2 separate regions of the Homo sapiens genome follow, and region 1 is linked to region 2. A link is an interaction called in ENCODE POLR2A ChIA-PET data of the cell type or tissue named here. Cell type or tissue: PC-9. All regions are shown on one strand. Each heading gives the region's core, and the rest is flanking DNA. Links, peaks and the distances in the headings are about the cores only. Region 1 overlaps STX10 (syntaxin 10). Region 2 holds the start of GCDH (glutaryl-CoA dehydrogenase).

Evidence for each region. ChIA-PET counts read pairs that join two places held together with the same protein. Peaks named below come from ENCODE experiments on the same cell type or tissue, not always from the same donor. Only the 100,000 strongest peaks of a DNase experiment are listed, where the experiment ranks them.
Region 1: POLR2A ChIA-PET joins it to region 2 with 11 read pairs; 8 of 35 experiments call an interaction of 5 or more read pairs at or near these places.

What each region holds. Positions count from the first base shown.
Region 1 is chr19:13,143,501-13,149,325 of GRCh38, reverse strand. STX10 (syntaxin 10) reads left to right here. Exons shown (of 8, transcript NM_003765.3): 4 at 235-297; 5 at 3,931-4,038; 6 at 4,456-4,562; 7 at 4,655-4,749; 8 at 4,840-5,268. The coding sequence ends at 4,916. Among named protein-coding and RNA genes, the nearest start is that of STX10, 4.0 kb to the left of the region's middle. In PC-9, for the core only: no CTCF peak of the experiment used is centred there; a DNase peak (open chromatin) is centred at 1,885; H3K4me3 peaks cover 323 bases.
Region 2 is chr19:12,888,112-12,892,071 of GRCh38, reverse strand. GCDH (glutaryl-CoA dehydrogenase) reads right to left here and starts at 912. Exons shown (of 12, transcript NM_000159.4): 1 at 870-912; 2 at 677-801; 3 at 550-585; 4 at 98-241. The coding sequence starts at 767. RefSeq lists enhancers at 130-767, 768-1,405, 1,510-1,579, a silencer at 1,104-1,362, cis regulatory regions at 694-1,381, 2,681-3,181 and a promoter at 3,919-3,960. In PC-9, for the core only: no CTCF peak of the experiment used is centred there; a DNase peak (open chromatin) is centred at 1,061; H3K4me3 peaks cover 1,760 bases.

The DNA of each region.
Region 1 (5,825 bases), core at 355-2,854, 260 kb before region 2:
ATTCTTGTGTCTCAGTCTCCTGAGTAGCTGGGACTACAGGTGCCTGCCACGATACCCGGCTAAGTTTTGTGTTTTTAGTAGAGACGGGGTTTCACCATGTTGATCAGGCTGGTCTCGAACTCCTGACCTCAGGTGATCCACCCGGCTTGGTCTCTCAAAGTGCTAGGATTACAGGCGTGAGCCACCGCGCCCAGCCTGAGTGTCTTTCCTCCCTAATGCTGTCCTTACCTCCAGGAAATGAAGGACCATATGGTCAGCCCAACAGCCGTAGCATTTTTGGAGAGGAATAACAGAGAGGTAAGCCTTCCTGACCCACCCTGCCCACCTGAGCCCCTGGGGGTAACCAAGCCAGATCCCTCTGTGCGTGTTCACCTGTCCCTTTTGCGACAGTGCCCGTCCTCTCTGTGGGCAGTTATCTTCTTGCTGTCTACCTGCCTGCACTTTCTCGGTGTGTGCACCTGAACCTCTCTATGTGTATATGTCCGTGGGTTCCTCTCTACTGTGTCCTCTGGGTCTATACTGGTTTCCTGTTGCAGGAGAGGGCTGGGGGCCTGTGTACCTATCTCCTTTCTGCTTCCATGCCATTTGTCCTGTGTGCACCTGTTTCCAGGACGCATGCCTGCCTTTTACTCTTTTTTTTTTCTTTGAGACAGAGTCTTGTTCTGTTGCCCAGGCTGGAGTGCAGTGGCTTGATCTCAGCTCACTGCAACCTCTGCCTCCTGGGTTCAAGCGATTCTCCTGCCTCAGCCTCCCAAGTAGCTGGGATTACAGGTGCTCGTCACCATGCCAGGGTAACTTCTGTATTTTTTTTTTTTTTTTTTTGAGATGGAGTTTCACTCTTGTTGCCCAGGCTGGAGTGCAATGGTGCAATCTCGGCTCACCGCAATCTCCGCCTCCTGGGTTCAAACAATTCTCCTGCCTCAGCCTCCCGAGTAGCTGGGATTATAGGCATACGCCACCATGCCTGGCTAATTTTGTATTTTTAGTAGAGACGGGGTTTCTCCATGTTGGTCAGGCTGATCTTGAACTCCCAACCTCAGGTGATCCACCTGCCTCAGCCTCCCAAAGTGCTGGAATTACAGGCATGAGCCACTGCGCCTGGCCTAATTTTTGTATTTTTAATAGGGTTTTGTCATGTTGGTCAGTCTGGTCTCAAACCCCTCACATCAACTGATCTGCCTGCCTCAGCCTTCCAAAGTGCTGGGATTACAGGCGTGAGCCATCGCACATAACTTCCTTTTTTTTTTTTTTTTTTTTTTTTTTGAGATGCAGTCTCACTCTGTTGCCAGGCTGGAGTGCAGTGGCGCAGTCTCGGCTCACTGCAACCTCCGCCTCCTGGGCTCAACGATTCTCCAGCCTCAGCCTCCTGAGTAGCTGTAATACAGGCACATGCCACCACACCCGGCTAATTTTTTTTTTTTTTTTTTTTTTTGAGACGGAGTGTTGCTCTGTCGCCCAGGCTGGAGTGCAGTGACGTGATCTCGGCTCACTGCAGCCTCCGCCTCCCGGGTTCAAGCAATTCTGTCTCAGCCTCCCGAGTAGCTGGGATTACAGGCACCCACCACCATGCGTGGCTAAATTTTGTATTTCTAGTAGAGACGGGGCTTCAACATCTTGGCCAGGCTGGTCTTGAACTCTTGACCTCGTGATCCACCTGCCTCGGCCTCCCAAAGTGCTGGGATTACAGGTGTGAGCCACCACGCCCGGCCAATTTTTGTATTTTTAGTAGAGACGGAGTTTCATCATGTTGGCCAGGATGGTCTTGATCTCCTGACCTTGTGATCCACTAGCTTCAGCCTCCCAAAATGCTGAGATTACAGGCGTGAGCCACCGCGCCCGGCCAGCTTCCTTTTTTTTTTTTGAGATGGAGTCTTGGCATGTTGCCCAGGCTGGGGTGCAGTGGTGCAATCTTGACTCACTGAAACCTCCACCTTCCGGGTTCAAGCAATTCTCCTGCCTCAGCCTCCTGGGTAGCTGGGACAACAGGAGTGTGCCACCATGCCCAGCTAATTTTTGTGTTTTTAGTAGAGACAGGGTTTCCCCATGTTGGCCAGGCTGGTCTCAAACTCCCTACCTCAGGTGATCCGCCCCCGCCTTTTCATCTGTGCATGCACCTAACCTATTTGGGTGCGTGCACTTGGCCTCTGAGTGTATCTGCATTTTCCCCCCTCATATCCTAATATCTGCTAGTTTCCTCTGTAATGTGCCTGCCGTGTGTGTGTGTGTGTGTGTGTGTGTGTGTGTGTTTCTGTGTTTCTCCCAACCACCTCTGTCAGTCCACTTTTTCTCTTGGTGTTCTCTGTTGATATTTTTCATATGTTGAGAACCACCAGCCTTTCTCTCTCCCTCATAAGCGTACGTGGGGTCGGGGAGGGTGGGGGACTGAGGCTCCTCCCAGTTTGTCATCCCATAGCAGTGCCCACGTGCCTTCCAGATGTGCTGCCTTGGGGGAATTCAAGTCCAAACTCTAAAATACATCTGTTGGAGCCGGGCACGGTGGCTCACACCTAAAATCTCAGCACTTTGGGAGGCCCAGGCAAGTGGATCACCTGAGGTCAGGCGTTCGAGACCAGCCTGGCCAACATGATGAAACCCTGTCTCTACAAAAAATACAAAAATTAGCCAGGCGTGGTGGTGATCACCTGTAATCTCAGATACTTGGGAAGCTGAGGCAGGAGAATTGCTTGAACCCGGGAGGTGGAGGTTGCAGTGAGGCGAGATCACACCACTGCACTCCAGCCTAGGTGACAGAGCAAGACTCTGTCTCAGACAAACAAACAAACATCTGTTGGGCCAGGCATGGTAGCTCACGCCTGTAATCCCAGCACTTTGGGAGGCTGAGGCAGGTGGATCACTTGAGGTCAGGAGTTCGAGACCAGCCTGGCCAACATGGGGAAACCCTATCACTAGTAAAAATACAAAAATTAGCTGGATGTGGTGGCAGGTGCCTGTAATCCCAGCTAAAATCCCCCCAAAAATAAACAAATAGTAAAATGTGACATTTACTAGCATTACTATGTGTTGGGCACTGCTGTAAGTGTCCCCCATCAATTAATTCTTTAAATCCTCATTTCAACCCAGGAAACACGGATTCTAGCTCTTCCCATTTTATTTTATTTTTTTTTTTTTTGAGGCAAGGTCACTCTGACACCCAGGCTGGAAATGCAGTGGTGCGATCTCAGCTCACTGCAACCACCGCCCCCCAGGTTCAAGCGATTCTGCTGCCTTAGCCTCACAAGTAGCTGGGATTACAGGCATGCACTGCCACACCCGGTAATTTTTTTTTTTTTTTTTTTTTTTGAGAGAAGGTCTTAACCTGTCACCCAGGCTGGAGTGCAGTGGTGTGATCTCGGCTCACTGCAACCTCAGCCTCCCAGGTTCAAGTGATTCTGACCTGCCTCAGCCTCCCTAGTAGCTGGGATTACAGGCACCCGCCACCAAGCCTGGCTAATTTTTGTATTTTTAGTAGAGACGGGATTTCACCATGTTGGCCAGGCTGCTCTCAAACTCTTGACCTCGTGATCCATCTACCTCGGCCTCCCAAAGTGCTGGGATTACAGGTGTGAGCCACTGTGCCCGGCCCAATTTTTGTATTTTTAGTAGAGATGGGGTTTCACCATGTTGGCCAGGCTGGTCTCGAGCTCCTGACCTCAAGTTATCTGCCCACCTCCACCTCCCAGAGTGCTGGGATTACAAGCATGAGCTACCATGCCCCATCCTGCTCTCTGCATTTTACAGATGAGGAAACTGAGGCACAAGGAAGCCAAATGATGGGGTCTCTGGGTCACCTTGCTAGTAAGTGGTGAGTGGGGAATGCAGGCTGTCCTGCCCCAGAGTCTGCCCCCCTGACTTACCACCGTGGGGATTTGCCCCACAGGCCCCGCTGTGAGTTGGGGTCTCTCCCTGAGCCTATGTTGTGTGCCCCTGCAGATACTCGCAGGCAAGCCAGCTGCCCAGAAGTCACCCAGCGACCTGCTGGATGCCAGCGCAGTCTCGGCCACATCTCGCTACATCGAGGAGCAGCAGGCCACACAGCAGGTTTTGGGGCCAGCGGGGTGGATCTTGGGAGGGGAGAGCCTTGCAGACTGATCTGAGGTCTGGGGTCCCTTTTTGTTGTTGTTGTTGTTGATATGGAGTTTCGCTTTGTCGCCCAGGCTGGAGTGCAGTGGCGCGATCTCAGCTCACTGCAACCTCCGCCTCCCAGGTTCCAGTGATTCTCCTGCCTCAGCCTCCCTAGTAGCTGGGATTACAGGCGCCCACCACAATGCCTGGCCAATTTTTATATTTTTAGTAGAGATGGGGTTTCACCATGTTGGCCAGGCTGGTCTCGAACTCCTGGCCTCAAGTGATCCGCCTGTCTCGGCCTCCCAGAGTGCTGGGATTACAGTCATAAGCCATAGCGCCTGGCCTTCTGGGGTCGTTTTCAACAGCATCTCCCACCCCTTCGCTCTGCAGCTGATCATGGATGAACAGGATCAACAGCTGGAGATGGTGTCTGGGAGCATCCAGGTTCTGAAGCACATGTCCGGCCGCGTTGGAGAAGAGCTGGACGAGCAGGGCATGTGAGGCCAGGACCCTGGGGGTGGGCCAGGGGCTCTCGGCCACCCTGGTGTGTCTGGGCCATCTGGGGCTGATGCCATCCTGTTCTTGGCAGCATGCTGGATGCCTTCGCCCAAGAGATGGACCACACCCAGTCCCGCATGGACGGGGTCCTCAGGAAGTTGGCCAAAGTATCCCACATGACGAGTGGTGAGTCCCCTCAGGGGAGGGGTCAGTCCTGGTGGGGGCAGGTTGTAGGTGGTACCCTCTCCCCGTGACCCCTGACCTTCTCGTTCCCAGACCGCCGACAGTGGTGTGCCATCGCCGTGCTAGTGGGGGTGCTTCTCCTCGTTCTCATCTTACTATTCTCTCTCTGACCCCAGCCCTCCCTGGCAGGCTGGTCCCTTAAGCCTGGGGAGCCACCAAGCACTTTGGAGCTGGCCTCGCCCCCTAGGAGGAGAGGGTCCCTCCTGGGTAGCTGGAGAGTAGAGGGTCCCGCCTGGGGAGCTGTCCCCATGGCTCTCCCCTAGAGCCAGTGGGACCCTTCAGGACCCTGGGCTGGAACCACCACCACTGGTCCTGTCTCAAGTGCACTTAGGGGGTGGTGGAGGCAGGGACACCTGAGACACACCTGTCTCCATTTCCAGTTCCAGGACCCCAAAGCCATTTGCCCCTGTGCCTTATACACGTGCCAACCTGGAAATAAAATGTCAGCCTTTTTTATACGTATTTGTGTCGTGTGGTGTGTGTTGACTGCAAATGCGTGACCGAGCCCTGATTGGGACTCCCATTCTAAGCCACTGCTTGCACAAGTGCTCCAGTGTGTGTGTGCACATGTGCGTGTTCCGGATTTCTTTTTTTTTTTTTGAGACAGAGTTTCACTCTTGTCACCCAGGCTGGAGTACAGTGGTGCAATCTCTGCTCACTGCAACCTCCACCTCCTGGTTTCCAGCAATTCTGCCTCAGCCTCCCAAGTAGCTTGGATTACAGGTGTGTGTCACCACACCCAGCTAATTTTTGTATTTTTAGTACAGATGGGATTCCTCATGTTGGCCAGGTTGGTCTCAAACTCCTGACCTCAAGTGATTTGCCTGCCTCAGCCTCCCAAAGTGCTGGGATTACAGGCAGGAGCCACCGCACCCATGCGAGTCTTTTTTTTAATGGTTTAGGTTCTCTTGATCTTTTTATTTTTATTTATATTTTTTTGAGACAGAGTCTCGCTCTGTCGCCCAGGCTGGAGTGCAATGGCGTGATCTCGGCTCACTGCAACCTCTGCTTCCTGGGTT
Region 2 (3,960 bases), core at 1-2,500:
CAGGAAGCCCCAGCCCCAAGGACAGAGGGGCCTTGAGGTGGGGTGGCTATGGCTCCAGGCGGAGGAGCAGTCTCAGGGCACCCACCAGCCCGCCCACCTTCGTTGCGATTGGCCAACAGGATGCGAGGCATGAGTCTCTCCTGGCAGTAGGTGCGGAAGGTGTCCCTGATGAGGATCTCATCTGTGGTCAGCTGCTCCTCCAGCACCAGCGGGTCCTGCCAGTCAAACTCGGGACGCGAGGCTGGGAAGGGGAATTCGCCTCGGTCCAGTCCGCAAGATCACTGTGCCCTCCCTTCTCGGACCCTCATCAGCCCTACCCCCCAACACCCATGTCGCCCCCCGGCTAGTGCGAGCTGCAAGCGAGACTGATCAGGTGACTTTTCTCCGGCCCCGCAGGCACAGCGCACTCACTGCCTTAGTGCCTCTGACCCTGGCCACGACCCTGCCACCCCGCTCGGGCAGCTCTCGGATTCTGGGACAGAGTCCACCTGCGGCAGACAGACAGCTGAACAGGGGCAGCAGACACACGGTGCGACCAGAGGTCCTTACACTTAGCCAGTTGGCTCTGTGTTCTCCCGCCTTTCTCTGCAAGCACAGAACGGGAAAGTCACCCCGGAAAGTCCCTAAACCCCCAGTTCCTCCCTCCTTCCCTCCACACTCCCGACCCCACACTGACCGGTCTGCGCCGCCGACGAGACCCACGTGCGAAGGACGTGCAGGCCGGGTCCGCGGCTCAGCAGCCGCACGGAGACGCCTCTCAGGGCCATGCTCTCTCAGAGCGAGCGGAGCAACGACGGCGACCTACAGGAGCGGGGGTGTCAGAGCGGAGCTCCTCTCACCCACGGCTGGGGCTACCGCACCTTCCTTACCTGGTAGTACCTCCCGGTTCACTGCCGAGGCTACAGTGCAACTGACGCAGGCCTTTGACCTCAGCAAGAAGTGGGAGGAGCGGAGGCCGAGTGAGGCTTTTCATTGGTTCCTCCTAGAATCCGGCCCCCTCCGCAGCTCTGCCTTTTAAAAGGGCTAAGGTAGCCTTGCCTGTGGAAATCGGGGGGCCCAGACAGAGATAGGCTAGCCCCTTTAAGAAGCGGACGGGGTAGGGGCGGAAGACGAGTGCGGGAAACCGATTGGCCAGCTGGGTTTCTCCTCTTATTGGCCGTAGGAAAGGGCTCGGCCCACTCCTGGTTGGTCAGTTGCAGGGGGTGTGTGCGGAGGGAGTCAAGAATTAAACAAAGAAATTCTGGCGCGAGCACTAGGCGTCCTCCTGAACCCAGGAGGCCAGACTCGAGTTCTCTAATTGGGTGCTGGTTGTGGGGAAGACGAGCTCCAAGTGGGCGATCTTAGCAAACCTTTCTGCCAGTCTGTCCCAGGAAGCACATGTAGATACTTGTGACTCTGTGTGTGTGTGTGTGTGTGTGTGTGTGTGTCTGTGTCTGTGTATGTGTGTGTGTGTGTGAACTTGTGTGATTCTGTGAGTCTATGTGGTTGTTTTGTTTTGTTTTTGTTTTTTCTTTTTAGACAGGGTCTCGTTCTGTCGCTCAGGCTGGAGTGCAGTGGCGCGATCATAGCTCACTGCAGCTTCCACCTCCTGGGCGATCCTCCCACCTCAGCCTCCAAGTAGCTGGGACCACTGAAGCATGCCATCATGCCTGGCTAATTTTTTTTTTTTTTTTTTTTTTTTGAGACGGATTCTCACTCTGTTGCCCAGGCTGGAGTGCAGTAGCGCAATCTTGGCTCACTGCAACCTCTGCCTACTGGATTCAAGCAATTCTCCTGCCTCAGCCTCCTGAGTAGCTGGGATTACAGGTGTGAGCCACCATGCCTGGCCTTTTTTCTTATATTTAATAGAGACGGGTTTCACCATGTTGGCCAGGCTGGCCTCAAACTCCTGACCTCAAGTGATCCACCCACCTCGGCCTCCCAAAGTGCTGGGATTACAGGCGTGAGCCACCGCGCCCCGCCTGTTTTGTCTTTTTGTGTAGTGCATTTGTGGTGCACCCATTCTGATTGTGTATCTGTTGAGAAATGTGTGTGTCTTGATTCTCAGGACCTGTGATGCCATGTCCTTGCGTTTGTCTGTGTTTAACTGGGTGCATCCCCTACGGTTGGGCACTGGTAGCTATGCAACTGTGACTAAATAATTACTTTACATATTGTAAAAGTGACCGGTGGTGTGACTGTATAAAGTGTAGGTTTTGACTGGCTGGGGCGGCTCATGCCTGTCATCCCAGCACTTTGGGAGGCCAAGGAGGGTGGGTCACCTGAGGTCAGGACCAGCCTGGCCAACATGGGGAAACCCCATCTCTACTAAAAATACAAAAATTAGCCAGGCCTGCTTGTGGGTGCCTGTAATCCCAGCAACTCGGGAGGCTGAGGCAGGAGAATCACTTGAACCCAGGAGGCAGAGGTTGCAGTGAGCTGAGATCATGCCATTGCACTCCAGCCTGGGCAACAAGAGTGAAACTCTGTCTCAAAAAAAAAAAAAAAAAAAAAATTAGCGTGGCGTGGTAGCAGGCACCTGTAATCCCAGCTACTTGGGAGGCTGAGGCAGAGGAATCACTTGAGCCTAGGAGGTGGAGGTTGCAGTGAGCCAAAATCATGCCACTGCACTCCAGCCTGGGTGACAGAGAGAGACACTATCTAAAAAAAAAAAGTTCTGTGACAATGTATCTGACTCCCCATGTGTGTCTGCTCAATTACGGCTAAATTGTGTCAGTAGGATTGTATAACTGTGTGCCTGCCTGTGGATTATGAATTCTGTGTTTTAGAGATTGTTTGGCTATGACATTGTGTAACCAATATAGCATAGGGTTGTGTTTTAGTGCCTGGGAATTGTATGTCTGTGCATAGTCCATATACATAGACAGACACACAATTATATGTGCACGGATTATATGATCAGTGTGACTGAGGGAACAGGAACTCATGTCATTATGTAATTGCATGGTCCTGTGAGTAACTGTGTTTTTGTTTTTGTTTTTAGAGATGGGATCTCGCTATGTTGCCCAAGCTGGTCTTGAACTCCTGGGCTCGAGCATTCCTCCTACCTTGGCCTCCCAAAGTGCTGGGACTGCAGGCATGAGCCACTACTCACTGCTCCAAGCCTGTTTTGTTTTTGTTTTTTAGAGACAGAATCTCACTCTGTAGCCCAGGCTGGAGTGCAGTGGCATGATCTTGGCTCACTGCAACCTCTGCCTCCCAGGCTCAAGTGATTCTTGTGCCTCAGCCTCCCGGGTACCTGGGATTAGAGGTGTATGCCACCATCCCCGGCCTATTTTTATATTTTTAGTAGACAGGGTTTCACTGTGTTGGCCAGGTTTGTCTCGAACTCCTGGCCTCAGGTGATCTGCCTGCCTCGGCCTCCCAAAGTGCTGGGATTACTAGCGTGAGCTACTGCGCCTGGCCCCATGCCTCCAAGTTTCAACCAGTTCTCCAGCTCAGCCTCCCAAATAGCTGGGATTACAAGCATGTGCCACAATGCCCAGCTAATTTTTGTATTTTTAGCAGAGAGAGGGCTTCATCCTGTTGGCCAGTCTGGTCTCGAACTCCTGACCTCAAGTGATCTCCCCACCTTGGCTTCCCAAAGTGCTGGGGTTACAGGTGTGAACCACCGCACCTGGCCTTGTTTTTGTTTGTGTCACCCAGGTTGATCTGCCAGGAATAAAGATGGCCACCCAACTTTTTTTTTTTTCCAGCGACAGAGTCTTGCTTTCTGTGCCCCAGGCTGGACTGCAGTGGTGTGATTATAGTTCAGTGCAGTCCCGACCTCCTGGGCTCAGGCAATCCTCCCACCTCAGCCTCCTGAGTAGCTGGGACTATGGGCATGCACCACCACTCACAGCTTTTTGTTGGAGAGATAGGTTTTATGTTGCCCAGGCTGGTCTTGAAATCCTGGTGTCAAGTGATCCTCCTGCCTCAGTCTTCCAATGAGTGACTATGAGTTATGTGTCTGTAATACGT